Linked DNA regions of Homo sapiens: region 2 is linked to region 1. The links are chromatin loops, found by intact Hi-C in ENCODE. Cell type or tissue: PC-3. All regions are shown on one strand.

The links. Hi-C counts contacts between places; a loop is a spot of excess contacts. Peaks named below come from ENCODE experiments on the same cell type or tissue, not always from the same donor. Only the 100,000 strongest peaks of a DNase experiment are listed, where the experiment ranks them.
Region 2: a loop joins it to region 1, with 6 times the contacts of the local background. A loop is called at or near these places in 1 of 110 quality-filtered maps.

Annotation. Positions count from the first base shown.
Region 1 is chr12:96,773,434-96,777,433 of GRCh38, forward strand. The region is part of intron 60 of CFAP54 (cilia and flagella associated protein 54); the gene reads left to right. Among named protein-coding and RNA genes, the nearest start is that of NEDD1, 130 kb to the right of the region's middle. In PC-3, no CTCF peak of the experiment used is centred here; DNase peaks (open chromatin) are centred at 1,248 and 1,638; H3K27ac peaks cover 1,975 bases.
Region 2 is chr12:96,887,287-96,891,286 of GRCh38, forward strand. No RefSeq gene overlaps it. Among named protein-coding and RNA genes, the nearest start is that of NEDD1, 18 kb to the right of the region's middle. In PC-3, no CTCF peak of the experiment used is centred here; a DNase peak (open chromatin) is centred at 2,455; H3K4me3 peaks cover 463 bases; H3K27ac peaks cover 1,611 bases.

The DNA.
Region 1 (4,000 bases):
ATCCCATCCAGGACAATAGTTGCAAGGACATTTGGGAAGTGTCATTTTTATCTTCATAATTTCTTCAATATAGAAAAGCATATTTGGAGTTTAAGATGGATGTTGAGTGAACCAACCTGGTATATGCACTGATACATTGACATATTTTTCCCTTAAAAATACAAATAGTGGTATAACTGTACACATAATAATGCTCCTTGCTCTTTTTTCTTTAAATTAATATAAATGTATCTTGACAATTTTTCCAAATCATCACATAAGCAGCTTTTTTATGGCTGTATAATATTCCTTTATATAGGTCCAGCATAATTAAATTCATTAGTCTCTTTGATAGCTATTTATGTTGTTTCTACTCTTTTGCTATTACATTCATCTGTACATCTTATACATTTGTATCATTTTGTACATAGGCTAGTATATCTATTGGGTCAATTCCCATAAAGCAAATGTCTAGATCAAAGGGTGATTTCATTTGAAAATTTGATATTTTTTGCCAAGATCATTCTAAAAAGGTTATGCCACTTTGTACTCCTGTCAGCAGTTAATAAATGGTCTTTTTTCAACACCCTTGCTGACAAAGGTACATTATAAACATCTTTTAAACTTTTGTTGACATGGTGGGAGAAAAAAAGGTTCAAATTTAATTTGCACATATCTTGTGAGGACTAAGCTTGAACATCTTTTTGTGAACTCTCTGCTCATAATCTTTCCCGATTAAAAAAAAATTTGGCCTTTAAGTATTTGTAGAAGTCCTTTATTATGAAAATCAACATTTTAGTTGTGATATTTGTAAATATAGCTTTCTAATTTTTCAGTTGTTGCTTAACATTTTACATGATAGTTCTGTTCCATGAAGAAGTTATTTATTTCTATATAGTAGAAATTATTAATCTTTTTGATAGATTTTGGATTTCTGTCATAGTTAGAAAAGTCCTCCCTACTCAGATTCTTTAAATAACTTATAGAAATCTATTCGGAATATGTAAAGTGTGACAAGCGGATATAAATTTAATTTTTCCAGATGGCTACCCCATTTCTGTACTTTTCTTTCCGTTCTAATTGATCTGTCCATTCTGGTTTCAATACATTTTTTAAATTTTTGTAACCTTATAAAAATATACTTAATATAAAGATAAGTCCCCATTAATTACTCTCTCTTGTGGCTTTTTTATGTGTTAAGTCTGGAAGCAGCTTGTCTAGTTCCAAAAAGTCCTGCTGTATTTTTATTGGGATTACGTTATATTTAGACATTAACTTAGAAATAACTTACATTTTTATTCTACTGAATCATCTTAACCAAGAATATTATATGCCCTTTATATTTTCTAGTTCACATCCCTTAGGGTGTTTTAACATTTTCTTCAAATAAGTCTTGTACTTTTCTGGTTAGGTTTATTTTTAGAGATGTTATCTTCTTATTGTATTATAATTTAAAAAAATTATTTCTATTAGTTGTTTTTATGTACAGAGGCTACTGATGCCACTATATTTACTTTATTATCCTTAGATATTTTCTCCACTTGGTCATCCATGAACAAGGTTGAAGTCACCAAATATTTTCTGTAAATAGTCAGATAGTAAATATTTAAGTCTACTTATTTAAGTCTTTATGGTCTCTGCTGAACCTACTCAACTTGCTATTGTAGCATAAAAGGAACCATAGTCACAGTGTAAATGAATGAGCATGGCTGTGTTCCATTAAAACTTTACTGTGGGCCGGGCGCGGTGACTCACGCCTGTAATCCTGACGCTTTGGGAAGCCGAGGTGGGCAAATCATGAGGTCAGGAGTTCGAGATCAGCCTGGCCAACATGGCGAAACCCCGTTTCTACTAAAAATACAAAAAATTAGCTGGGCATAGTGGTGGGCACCTGTAATCCCAGCTACTCGGGAGGCTGAGGCAGGAGAATCACTTGAACCTAGGAGGCAGAGGTTGCAGTGAGCTGAGATGGCGCTACTGCACTCCAGCCCAAGCAACAGAGTGAGATTCCATCCCCGACCCAAAAAAAAACTTTACTGTGGACATTGACATTTAAGTTTCATATGATTTTCATGTAACACAAAATATTATTCTTTTAATTTTTTTCCAACCATTAAAAATGTAAAAACCATTTTTAGCTCATGAGTCCCACATAAACACGTGTGGCCAGATTTTGCCCATGGGCTAGAGTTTGACAACACCTGGACAAGGCGAACAGAGGTCCTCTGCTGCTCACATAATTGTTCCTCCTCTTATATCTGTAGTTTTTGTTTTTGTTGACAAGATGTTACTTGGACTATGAATATTCTTAAGTATTATATCTTTATTGTGAATGACACCCTTTAACATTATAAAGGTCCCGCTTTTGTTTCACTTTTTGGCCAGAATTCTACCTTGTCTAATACTGAGATCACAAATATTGCTTTCTTTTGGTTTACATTTTCCTGCTACACATTTTTGCATGTTTTTATTTTCAAACTTTTGAAATAATTTTATTTTAAATATGCTTTTACATAGGGCATAGAGTTGGGTTTTCTTTGTTATAAGACCTGATAGTATTTTTCTTGTAATAGGTGATTTAAATGTAAATGTATTGATATGTGGGGTATGTTTGATGTTATTATTTCAGATCACTTTACAATATGTATACAATAAATTAGGAAACAAAACCAATAAAATTAGAAAGTTGTAATTTTAGGGGAAAAACTATTAGCCAACTTTTTCAGGAAAATTAGTTATAGCAAAAAGAAAACTTCTCACAAATGATAAGAAGAAAGTAATCAATGATGTTAAGAAATTAAATTTTTAAAGATTTTTTTGGTTCAACTTTAAGCAAATTTGAAAACTTCTATATAACTTGTAATTTCCTGGGAAAATATAATTTATCCAGATTTACTTTAGGTAAAAAAAAAATTAGACAAATCTATTAGTATAGAAAACAATACAGTTCTATTAGAAATTAAAGCTGAAAAATTAAAGTTTATTAATTAATTTAAAAAGAATAGTAATAAACTCATTACAAGTTAACATAAATAGCATATTACAGATCTCATTAATGTCTGACCCAATAAAAGATAGTTGAATTCTCACACCTACTTCTGCAGACAATCTGCTGCAATATAATGTTTTGGTTGAAATAATTTTTTTAAAAATCCAGCCTCACACAGATATGTAGTTAGAAAATGGAGGAGTATTTCAACAGCCTTTTCAGATAATTGTGGATAGTCTTCTTTGAAACTAAACCAGAACTGCGTAAGTGGTAGTTTCTTAAAAGTTCATTCCAAAGTAGAATCTGAAATTATATCATTAAACTTTTTGAACTCTGTTATATCAAAATACATTAGTCTGTCTTGCTGTTGAATGACATCTTTTACCCATGCATGATTTTGTAACATTGTATATTAGGCATTTGGAAAATATGGACTTCAAATATGCAGGTCTTCTAAACATGTATACATTTTATTGGACAATATAAAAAATGTTAAAATATCACCACAATTCCTATCAGAAAATTCTAAGTATTGAAAAGTTCATAGTGGTAGATATAAGTTTTCCAAAATTCTAAATCGTTACTTCAAAACTTGAATTTTATCTTTGGCAGCACACCCGTCAGTTGTTTCCCTGGAAGTCAGGTATACTTCTTTCATTTTTGAACAAATGTTTGCCTCCTACCTAAGTCTGAAAACATTTTGTCTTGTCAGCTGTTCTTTCAGTAAAAATGGCAGTCCATGAAAAAAAAAGTAAAAGTGCTCATTCAGCTTGCAACTCAAAGAATCCCTGAAGTGCTTTTCCTGGAGACAGCCATTGCACTTCAGTATGCAGCAGGAGTGTTTTTTGTGTGCTTCCCATTTTATCACAGAAAAGATGAAAAAAGTGTGTGCTCAAGGGTCAGTAGTTAATAACATTAACAACTTTTACTGCTTCATCAAGGATATTCTTTTTTTTTTTTTTGAGATGGAGTTTTGCTCTTGTTGCCCAGGCTGCTGGAGTGCAATGGCGCAATCTCGCCTCCCTGCAACCT
Region 2 (4,000 bases), 110 kb after region 1:
AAGAATCCTGTGGCAGTCTGGGCAGGGAATTCCAGGAATTTAGGTACCTGAGTTTAAAAAAGGCAGAGTGTGGGCTCCAGGCAGGCCAGTCCCCTTAGACCTATGGACCTGGTTCTGTGGGGAGGAGAGCAGTGGCCAGAACACAGCCTTCTAAAGCACTGTGCCTCGGGCCAGACACTCTGTTATCTGGTTCTCAGGGTGGCCCCACAACCAACTGCCAAAATATTTCCGCTTCTGCTACCTGTACTGTAAGTTGGAACTTCCCTAAGTTATTTTTTACTTGAGCTATTGCTATAGCTTCCTAATTGATATCCTGGCCACCAGTGTCACTGCTGGTCATTAGAAACTGGTTCCAAATCCTAGCCTGACTACTTATTAGCAGTATAACTTTGAGCAAGTGACTTAACCTTTTTGGAACATTCACTTGCTCAGCAAAATTGCTCCTAAGTTTCAAACTCACAGAAACTATGAGAGATAAATGTTTATGGTTGTTTTGAGCCATTACAGTTTGGAGTAACTTGTTATACATAAATGAATAACTAATGTATTATCACCCCACCCCACTTTTGAAATCATGGTATAATACACATTATTCCAGAGGGGCTTTCTGAAACCTAATAGAATAGAAAACAATAGTAAAGGTCATTAACTAGAAATATTTTAAAGCATTCTACTTGTTCTATTGGTTCCTTAATAGTACAAGCACCAATTATTTTAAGACAATGACTGAAGAAACCTTACAGGCTAACTAAACTGGACACATGTCATGTCAGGTCCCTCTCTCATGGCATATGTGCAGATTCTACATGGAGGGGGACGCTGTGCTGTGTCCTCCACTCCAGCACTAAGCCCTTCTAACCCTACAGTAGTGTGGTTCCAACACTCCTTAAAGTCTATCACTAAGTCATAGAGACCTTACTCTTCTTGATATTTATTTGGTAACATTGAAGAATAGGCTGGTTTGGTTGGTCAAACATTATATTTAACACTTAACCAGCATTACTGGCTGGGTGCAGTGGCTCAAGCCTGTAATCCCAGAACTTTGGGAGGCTGAGGCAGGCAGATCACAAGGTCAGGAGTTCGAGACCAGCCTGTCCAACATGGTGAAACCCTGTCTCTACTAAAAATACAAAAATCAGCCGGCTACACTGGAGGCTGAGGCAGGAGAATTGCTTGAACCCGGAGGCAGAGGTTGCAGTGAGCCGAGATTGCAATGCTGCACTCCAGCCTGGGTGACAGAGCAAGACTCTGTCTCAAAAAATAATAATAAAATAAAAATAAAAATAAGTAATAAAATAAAAATATTTAACCAGGATTATGAAATTCAAACTGCCTATTGAACCTGGCTAACAACTAAGATAGACATGATCATAATTGTTGTTTACAATGTAGAGAATACTAATTTACTATATTTCTATTCTGAGTCACTAAAATCTGTTTCTAATTTCTTTAGTTTTGTCATTTATATCAGCGGGCCCCAGCGTTTTTGGCACCAGGGACCAGTTTCATGGAAGACTATTTTTCCATGGACCAGGGTGGGGATGGTCTCAGAATGAAACTGCTCCACCTCAGATCATCAGGCATTAGATCCTCATAAGGAGTGTGCAACCTGGATTCCTCGCATGCACAGTTCACAATTGGGTTCACGCTTCTCTGAGAATCTAATGCCATGGATCTGACAGGAAATGGAGCTCAGGTGGAAATGCTTGCTCCTCTTCCACTCACCTCCTACTGTGCAGCCTGGTTCCTAACAGGCCGTGGACCAATACCGGTCCACAGCCTGGGGGTTGGGAACCCTTGATTTATATGTTCTTTTGCTCACTCATTCAGAGTGTATTTATGAAGTATTTTCTATGTGCTAGTTCCAATAGACAGAACAGACTAAATAAGACATTTGCCCTAGAGTCTAATGAAAAAGAGAGAATTTATAGTCTAATAGAAGATAAGTCTAGGCACGGTGGCTCATGACTAATCCCAGCACTTTGGGAAGCTGAGGCAGGAGGATTGCTTGAGTCCAGGAGTTTGAGACAAGCCTGGGCAACATAGCGAGACCTTGTTCTATTAAAACTAAAAAATATATATTAAAACAGAAAGGTGCTTTTAGAAATATAAAACCTTTGCATGAAGGGGAAGCATGTATGTGTGCATGTGTGTATATACACACATAGGTCTATTCATCCTCCAGGTGAAGAGGGAGTGCTATAGTTTTTAAAAAGTACTGAAGTAGAACATGTGCAGAGAATTGCACAAATCCTGAGTGCATGGCTCAATGAATTTATTAGAATTGAAATCACTTAATAACCAGCACTCAGATAAAAAAACAGAATTTTACTAGCACTCAAGAATCCCTTTTCTTGTCTACACTTTGGCAGAGGGGAGGAAATATATCAAACAACTTTTTTTTTCTCTTTCAACAATCTGCTTAACGCATACCTTCCTGCATCGTGAGTCACTCAGACCATTGTTAGTCAGCCTTCAAAAATAGTTTCTCTGAGACAATTCTCTCCCTCCTCACAAGCTAAACAGTGATTAACGTCCAGGTGAACCAGAATAAAAATTTCCAGCTGTCAAATTAACAGCCAGAAAGCATTTTTTTTCTTCACAAAAGATGTGTCTAGACTCGTGAAAATTAGAAAGAAAAAATATTCATTAGTTCATCACGTAAAGGGTTATTCCCTCTAACATAATTCCTAGGTTTTCTCTAGTTTAAAATGAGTTTGACTGTTCTTATTTAAAGTCAAGTCATACACATAAAGCAAACCTAATGCGATCTTTATTACAGGAGTAGACAGGAAGCACACACCAAGCCAATTAGATACTGTAGTCCCATAATGTTGCATCAAAGCTGTGGCATGTTATTAGAGACCAAGTGATGTACAGCATCTTTTATTTTGTGTTTAGAAAGCATGGGACAGCTATCTGACCCAAGGGTGAACCAATGTGGATACCGACAGGCAAAGCATCCATTGAGGTATAGGAATCCAGAGGAATGGTGTTTAAGTCTCCTTGAGATGCTAAAGACACTTTTGCGCTAGGTTCTCCTTTAATCTTTCTGAGAATATCCTCACTACAGTTCAAACAGAATGAGTAAAAGTAAGCGTGGGGCTTCAATAGGCAAAGAACTCAGACTGGGACCCCACAGATCATCTATTTGATGCTGTTTTTCTGTAGAATTAGAAAGGGTGAAGAAAGCTTGAATCACAGCATTTGTGTTGCCAATTTCAATAAAGTTTCCATTGTTTCACAACTTTCTCCAAAGAATCTGAAACCTATTTCTACATAAGCATAACTAGGAGCTTTTTTAGTAAAAATCATGCGTTGTTTTGTTTTCTCTAACTATGGCATCTCCCACAGCACTTGGGACAGTGTAATTGATTAATAAATATTTCATAATTGAATGAATGACTTTGTGGAACTTTCTCCTAAAAATGATGAGGAGCCATTGAAGCATGTTCATGAGAGGAGTGACATGACCAGATTTCGTCTATAGGCAACTCCTTCTGGCAATAGTATGGAGCATATATTAGAGGGACAGACCAGGAGGTATTACTGGGAGGTAATAGTCCTACTCCAGACTAGAATAAGTGATAGCCTGAACTAAGGTTGAGCGGGTTAAGGTGAAAAGTAGAAACTGACTTGAAGGATACTTAAAAAGTAAAATCTATGTGATCTAGTCATTGATGGAATGTGGAGGGAGAGAGAAAATACTAGAGGAGGACTCTAAAAATGATCCTTGAGATTCTGGTATGGTCTTTTGAATGAATGATGGGACAGATGGTTGAGGTGAAAAATACAGTAGTGGGAGGAACAGATTAGGTATCAAACACAGTGAGTTTACAGTAGCTTCTTTAGGTTTGAGGTGCCTGTGGGGTGTCTGATTTAGAGTCAATAGAGTGGAAACAGTTATTAAAGCCATGGGTTTTGATGGTTTTTTTCGCAGAAAAAAAAGGCATAGCATGAAAATCCAGAGGGCTAAAGGCAGAACCACAGGGAATACAGA